2 separate regions of the Homo sapiens genome follow, and region 1 is linked to region 2. A link is a contact called in ENCODE Hi-C or POLR2A ChIA-PET data. All regions are on one chromosome and are shown on one strand. Each heading gives the region's core, a stretch centred on a gene start or an enhancer-like site at or near the end of the contact. The rest is flanking DNA. Distances are from core to core; before and after follow the strand shown. Region 1 holds the start of DNAH17-AS1 (DNAH17 antisense RNA 1). Region 2 holds the start of SOCS3-DT (SOCS3 divergent transcript).

The links. Hi-C counts contacts between places; a loop is a spot of excess contacts on that map. ChIA-PET counts read pairs that join two places held with the same protein, here RNA polymerase II (POLR2A). Pooled maps may share reads with other maps.
Region 1: a map of PC-9 shows a loop between it and region 2 (4-fold over the local background). The contact joins the promoter of DNAH17-AS1 here to the promoter of SOCS3-DT in region 2. A Hi-C loop is called at or near these places in 1 of 168 maps with a recorded cell type or tissue (PC-9), 6 of 37 single-sample maps with no recorded cell type and 9 of 50 pooled maps. POLR2A ChIA-PET finds 5 or more read pairs at or near these places in 1 of 52 experiments (PC-9).

The regions. Positions count from the first base shown.
Region 1 is chr17:78,483,215-78,487,093 of GRCh38, reverse strand. It overlaps DNAH17-AS1 (DNAH17 antisense RNA 1), which reads right to left and starts at 2,184. Exons shown (of 6, transcript NR_102401.1): 1 at 1,932-2,184. DNAH17 (dynein axonemal heavy chain 17) reads left to right here. Exons shown (of 81, transcript NM_173628.4): 45 at 588-870; 46 at 961-1,134; 47 at 1,337-1,544; 48 at 2,061-2,226. RefSeq lists a silencer at 2,152-2,381 and enhancers at 2,452-2,501, 2,532-2,671.
Region 2 is chr17:78,358,318-78,361,697 of GRCh38, reverse strand. SOCS3-DT (SOCS3 divergent transcript) reads right to left here and starts at 1,250. Exons shown (of 5, transcript NR_110847.1): 1 at 925-1,250. It overlaps SOCS3 (suppressor of cytokine signaling 3), which reads left to right and starts at 1,621. Exons shown (of 2, transcript NM_003955.5): 1 at 1,621-1,948; 2 at 2,515-3,380. The coding sequence starts at 2,603. The coding sequence ends at 3,280. RefSeq lists silencers at 720-769, 1,000-1,199, 1,260-1,569, 1,580-1,859, 2,270-2,509 and an enhancer at 1,617-2,265.

The sequences.
Region 1 (3,879 bases), core at 935-3,434, 120 kb before region 2:
GGCACGGCTCTTCAAGGATTGCTGGTTGTATTGATTTGTACTCTTACACTGAACATGGCAAATTCAACTCAAACTAACTGAAGCTTAAAAAAAAAAAAAAAAAAAAAGCACCAAGGGGTGCTTCAGGCATGGCTGGATTCAGGAGTCCAGATGATGTAATGAAATGTCCCTGCTCCTATCCTTGTCTCTCCTTTCTGCTCCCTTACTGTCCCCACCTTCGTGCCCCCCACATGACATCATGAGATCTTTCTCCTTTTCTGTTCTGCCCCATCCACCAGCCCTTGGTATGTGCTTCCCGTGTGGTAGCAAGAATGGCTTCCAACTGTTCTAGACCTACAGCACCCCCATAGCTAGCAACCCCAGAGAGGGCACAGCCCCCACGACCCTGGCATCCTCCTCCGACCCTTTCAGGGCCTGCAACTGGCCCCTCTGGCACCCTCGTTTGGACCCATTGCCATGCAGGCATGGTGACCCTGAGGGCAGCCCCAGCAGAATTGGGTGGAGGTAGGGAGGGGCGTTTACCAAGGCAGGGACACTGGCAGACCCAGAGCAGCGGCTGTGTCATCGGCGCCTCCTGTCACCCCCAGGGTGGTGAGCAGCTGGATCGAGAGGCGCAAGGTGCAGTCGGAGAAGGCCAACCTGATGATCCTCTTTGACAAGTACCTGCCCACGTGCCTGGACAAGTTGCGCTTTGGGTTCAAGAAGATCACGCCAGTGCCGGAGATCACGGTGATCCAAACGATTCTGTACCTGCTGGAGTGCCTGCTCACGGAGAAGACCGTGCCCCCCGACTCCCCCAGGGAGCTGTACGAGCTGTACTTCGTGTTCACCTGCTTCTGGGCCTTCGGTGGCGCCATGTTCCAGGACCAGGTGATGCACCTGGGGGGCCCGGCCACCCACACAGGGTCTCTCAGCATCCTGCTTAGCTGGGCCCTGATTTTTACTTCTGTGTCTCAACAGCTTGTGGATTATCGAGTGGAGTTCAGTAAATGGTGGATCAACGAATTCAAGACTATCAAGTTCCCCTCGCAGGGAACGATTTTTGACTACTACATTGATCCTGACACAAAAAAGTTCCTGCCCTGGACAGATAAAGTGCCCTCCTTTGAGCTGGATCCCGATGTCCCACTGCAGGTAACTGTCCCCAAAGCAGGGCCACCGACTGGTGATTTAGAGGCAGGAATCGGTGCAGTACCCTCCACACGCCTGCACGGAATGTCCAAACACAACCGATTTTCAACATTAGGACCTGTTCGGTAGAACATGGCCTGCACACCCACGAGAGGCAGAAGTGTCTGAGAATCACAGCTCCCTCCCCTTCCCTCCCCTGCCCCAGGCCTCTTTGGTCCACACCACGGAAACCATCCGCATCCGCTACTTCATGGACCTGCTCATGGAGAAGTCCTGGCCGGTGATGCTGGTGGGGAACGCGGGGACGGGCAAGTCGGTGCTGATGGGGGACAAGCTGGAAAGCCTGAACACGGACAACTACCTGGTGCAGGCTGTGCCCTTCAACTTCTACACGACCTCAGCCATGCTGCAGGGTGAGGCTGGTCCGGCCACGCCCTGCCTACCCGGCTGCCCCCCGCCAGTCCCCGTTCCCTCCTGTCCCCTCTCACTGCAGGCCCAGGCACTCACTAGCCACTTTGCACCTCCTCACTTCCCATGCCCCACCCGCTGGCCTTTCCTTCCTGAGTCGGAGACAGAGGAGGAGCAGCCGGGACCCCTCTTTCTGGTGCTCCCTTGTGGGCATGGTGATGGGGTTTTGATGGCCAGTCGAGGCAGCAGGTCCCCCGGGAGTGTCTCAGCCAATCTAAGGCGACCCAAAGGTGACGGAGAGCAAGGTTCCTGCCACCCTCGCCTCTGATCGCTCTGTTTATTCCTGGGGCTGTACCCGGTGCCCCCTCAAGGGCCACTCCCAGGGCAGGTACCTTTGGTAAACTTGGATCCCAGCCAGGTCCCACCTTCTGTCCTCCGGGGAAGCAGGTAGCGCCCCTCCCTACCTAACAGGCTCTGGCTCAGGAGGCGCAGGCGGGCAGCTGACCCTCTGCCCTCTCTAGGGGTGCTGGAGAAGCCGCTGGAGAAGAAATCGGGGAGGAACTACGGGCCGCCAGGCACTAAGAAGCTCGTCTACTTCATCGACGACATGAACATGCCCGAGGTGGACAAGTATGGGACGGTGGCCCCGCACACCCTCATCCGGCAGCACATGGACCACCGGCACTGGTTAGACGGGGCGGGGCCGGAGGGGAAGGCGTGGCCCCGGGGCGGTGAGGGCGGGGCCAGGGCGGGGCGCAGGAAGAGGCGGAGCCCCAGGGCAGTAGGGCAGGACTGGTGTGGGGCGGTGGGGGGGGTGCTGCAACGTGGGTAGGGAGACACGGGTCGTAGCTGGGCCCCCAAGTTTGTGGGGCCACAAGGCATTGAGGTAGGGCCAGGGTAGGGGAGAGGTTCTATCAGTTTCGTCCATCACCCATTTCACAAACATGCAGCAGTGGCCTAGAGCCCCCGCGGAGGGGGGGATCCTCCTTCCCCCCTTCCACCGAGGTGTCTGTCCCGCCGGGAGAGGAAGAAGCACATTACCCGGTAAAGGAAGAGCCCTGAGGAAAACCCCCAGTGCAGTCACAGAGGAGCCTCCCAGCTGGGAGCCCCAGCAGAGAGATGCCCCTGGGGAGATGGTGCACAGCTGGAAGCTGGCAGCAGTGTCCTGCTGGCTGTGGGACCTTAGAGGGAGAGCATTCTGGGTGGAGAGATTGCCACGTGTAAATGCCCTGCCACACGTGAAGAAGCCCAGGAAGGCCGGTGTGGCAAGGATGTGAGAGCCAGAGGCAGAGGGTGCCCAGGGCAGCTGCAGCCAGAATCCCAGGGCCTCGGGACAGAGTGCAGATTTTCTCCTAACGGCACCGAGAAACCAAAGGTGGCACGTTTAGGTTTGCAGTTTGGAAAGATGAGAACATTCAGTTCAGTTGTCTTTTTTTTTTTTTTTTTTTTTTTTTTTTTTGAGGAGAAATCTCGCTCTGTCTCTCAGGCTGGAGTGCAATGGCTCGATCTTGGCTTACTGCAACCTCCGCCTCCTGGGTTCAAGGAATTCTCCTTCCTCAGCCTCCTGAGTAGCTGGTAATACAGGTGCCCACCACCACGCCGGCTAATTTTTGTACTTTTAGTAGAGAAGGGGTTTCGCCATGTTGGCCAGGCTGTTCTCGAACTCCTGACCTCAGGTGATCCGCCCGCCTTGGCCTCACAAAGTGCTGGGATTAGAGGTGTGAGCCACCGTGCCCAGCCATAGTTGTCTCTTAAAATAAGCAAGTAGCTCAGGCCAAAAGAGCCTAGAAACTAGTCTGCTCGTTCATGAAGCCTGGCCTCATGCCGAGAAAGGCAGGCATGGGGGGTTAGGTAGTCTACTTGAGGTCATGGTCCTAATGAGTGGCGGAGCTGGGTTATTATTATTATTATTATTATTATTTCCAAGACAGAGTTTCGCTCTTGCTGCCCAGGCTGGAGTCCAATGGCGTGATCTTGGCTCACTGCAACCTCTGCCTCCTGGGTTCCAGCGATTCTCCTGCCTCAGTCTCCCAAGTAGCTGAAATTATAGGTGCCTGCCACCATGCCCACCTAATTTTTGTATTTTTAGTAGAAACGGGGCTTAACTATATTGGCCAGGCAGGTCTCTAACTCCTGACCTCAGGTGATCTGCCCGCCTCGGGCTCCCAAAGTGCTGGGACTACAGGCGTGAGCCACCACGCTCAGCCAGAACTGGATTTTGAGTTCAGATATGTCTGACTCCATCACTTGCCTTTTCCTCACTAAACGACACTCCCAGAGCTCACGACTATAGGAAGCCTACTCTGGGCTGCAGGCTGTGATGTGGGGACGGAGGCATCA
Region 2 (3,380 bases), core at 1-2,500:
GTGTGTCTTGTCCAAATCTCACTGAGTCCCCAGCACATGCTGGGGAGAGGTGATGGCACGGACTGAGGATACAGTGGCAAAGGCAGTGCGCACCTATCAATTCCAGGGCCGGCAAAAGGGCCAGTTCTGGGTTCTGGCATCCCAAGCTCCCTGTCCCTGGCGGCAGTCTCTTCCTTCCCTTTCAGCACCTCATTATCCTGGTATCTAGGAAGAGCGCAGGGCCCCAGGCCCACAGCGTCTGCATCCCGAGAGGTGAAAATCTAAATGCCACTGAGGCAGCTCTCGGGTGTCCCCAGCACCACACAGCCCATTTGGGGACAAGATGACAAAACTTGCCATCCTTCATAAGGCTGGCCCCGGGTCTCCAAGCCCAAACTATCTACGTCAGTGCCAACGTGACCAGCAGCAAACCAATCTTTCACCTCAATCACTTCCTCTCCTCCCCTCTACCCCCTCCCCGCCAGTGATCAAGTCCTCCCCCACCCCAAGAGAGGCAGGGGGTCACATTCCAGGGGGTGTGGGCCATCTGGCAGTAGCCTGAACCCCGGAAAACTGCTTTCCGGAAATTCTCTCCTGCTAGAATTTTATTCCCAGGTCTGACCCCAGCCTGGGGTGTGAATGCCCCCTTCTCGGCCACCTTTCCAGCTCCGGAGACAGCCATTCCCGCAGATCCCTGGCGTGCCTATTCCAAGGCCTGGGCCGCGCAGCACCAAACTGCCCTCCCCTAGGAGACCCCAGGGCGCCCTCTGGCGGACGCGGGCCGTAGGTTGGGGCCATCGTTCCACCTCGAGCTCTCCAGCCCGGCCGAGAGCACCTGGCCCAACCCACACCGGACCAACCAGGTTTGCAGACCCCAGTGCATGAAAGCGTTTTCATAGGGGAGGGGAGGGGGGCTCCACACTCGCGTCAGGGTTGGCAAAGAACCTGGCAGTGGGCCGAGGCTGGGTAGCTGCCACGAAGGGGCGTCCCCTGCAGCCCTGGGTCTCCCCTCTGGAATCTGCCCGCAGGTGACTGTCGCACGTCTCCAACCTCCGGCTCCCGGGTCTGACCCCAGCCCCGCTGCCTGGCTGTGGGGTAGCCCCACTTCCCTTTCGGCTGGCCCGGGCCGCCTGACCCGCAGTTGGGCCCTCGGGGAGGCCCGGGTGGCGGCGAGGGGGTGTCCCCGCGGGGTCCGGGAAAAGGGGAAGGGGAACCGGGAGGCTCTCCAGGTCGGCCTCCTAGAACTGCCCGCTCTCCCGAAGCGGCGCCCCCGCCTCTGCCAGAAATCAGCCTTCTTAGAAGGGAGGGGGGTGGGGGGAAAGTGTGAATGAGAAGTTGGGGGCGGAGCGCGCGGCGGGGAGGGGCCGCTGCCAGGAACGCGCCGCCGGGGCTGGCGCCGCGCCCACCGGCCGCCTCGGCCGCCTCTCGTCGCGCTTTGTCTCCGCGCGCGTCCCTCCCGGTCCCTGCCCCTGCTCGCGGCCCGCCCTCGGCGCCCGCGGCCCCTCCCTCACCCTCCGCGCTCAGCCTTTCTCTGCTGCGAGTAGTGACTAAACATTACAAGAAGGCCGGCCGCGCAGTTCCAGGAATCGGGGGGCGGGGCGCGGCGGCCGCCTATATACCCGCGAGCGCGGCCTCCGCGGCGGCTCCGACTTGGACTCCCTGCTCCGCTGCTGCCGCTTCGGCCCCGCACGCAGCCAGCCGCCAGCCGCCCGCCCGGCCCAGCTCCCGCCGCGGCCCCTTGCCGCGGTCCCTCTCCTGGTCCCCTCCCGGTTGGTCCGGGGGTGCGCAGGGGGCAGGGCGGGCGCCCAGGGGAAGCTCGAGGGACGCGCGCGCGAAGGCTCCTTTGTGGACTTCACGGCCGCCAACATCTGGGCGCAGCGCGGGCCACCGCTGGCCGTCTCGCCGCCGCGTCGCCTTGGGGACCCGAGGGGGCTCAGCCCCAAGGACGGAGACTTCGATTCGGGACCAGGTAGGAAGGAGGAGCGCGGCGTGGGGAGGGGTCTCGCTCAGTCCCGGGAGCTTTTCCCGGTTTCCCCTCCCCTTCCCGGGTCATTCCCGGCAGGGAGGTGACGAGGTAGGGGCAGAGCGGATGGAAGCCGGAGATCCCAGGTTCCCGGAATACTCCGGCTGGGGCCTTCGGGCTTCTCCTGTCCCCTCCCTACCCCCGTGCCTCGGGTTTCTCCCTCCGTCCACACCGCCCGGGGCTACTGGACTGAGCGGCGCCCAGGCAGTCCCGGGGGCCCTTCTCCTGCTCCCCACCCGGCCACACTCCTGGAGACCTAACTTCCGCGCGCGAGTTTCCCACGCTGCGCCCTTGCAGTGCGCGCCTGGGAAGGGGCTGCCCGGGGCCACCCTGCCGGCAGGGGCGGGAGCCGTGCGGGCTCCGTGAGGCGCCTGGATCGGAGCGCGGGCCCAGGAGAGGGCCCCCGGGGCAGTGGGTGCCCCAGTCGCTCGGCGAAGGCAGGGGAGCCGGGGCGGGCCGGGCGCGCTGGAGGGTTCCGGGCACTCAACGCGCTCGCGCCTTCCTCTCCGCAGCCCCCCGGGATGCGGTAGCGGCCGCTGTGCGGAGGCCGCGAAGCAGCTGCAGCCGCCGCCGCGCAGATCCACGCTGGCTCCGTGCGCCATGGTCACCCACAGCAAGTTTCCCGCCGCCGGGATGAGCCGCCCCCTGGACACCAGCCTGCGCCTCAAGACCTTCAGCTCCAAGAGCGAGTACCAGCTGGTGGTGAACGCAGTGCGCAAGCTGCAGGAGAGCGGCTTCTACTGGAGCGCAGTGACCGGCGGCGAGGCGAACCTGCTGCTCAGTGCCGAGCCCGCCGGCACCTTTCTGATCCGCGACAGCTCGGACCAGCGCCACTTCTTCACGCTCAGCGTCAAGACCCAGTCTGGGACCAAGAACCTGCGCATCCAGTGTGAGGGGGGCAGCTTCTCTCTGCAGAGCGATCCCCGGAGCACGCAGCCCGTGCCCCGCTTCGACTGCGTGCTCAAGCTGGTGCACCACTACATGCCGCCCCCTGGAGCCCCCTCCTTCCCCTCGCCACCTACTGAACCCTCCTCCGAGGTGCCCGAGCAGCCGTCTGCCCAGCCACTCCCTGGGAGTCCCCCCAGAAGAGCCTATTACATCTACTCCGGGGGCGAGAAGATCCCCCTGGTGTTGAGCCGGCCCCTCTCCTCCAACGTGGCCACTCTTCAGCATCTCTGTCGGAAGACCGTCAACGGCCACCTGGACTCCTATGAGAAAGTCACCCAGCTGCCGGGGCCCATTCGGGAGTTCCTGGACCAGTACGATGCCCCGCTTTAAGGGGTAAAGGGCGCAAAGGGCATGGGTCGGGAGAGGGGACGCAGGCCCCTCTCCTCCGTGGCACATGGCACAAGCACAAGAAGCCAACCAGGAGAGAGTC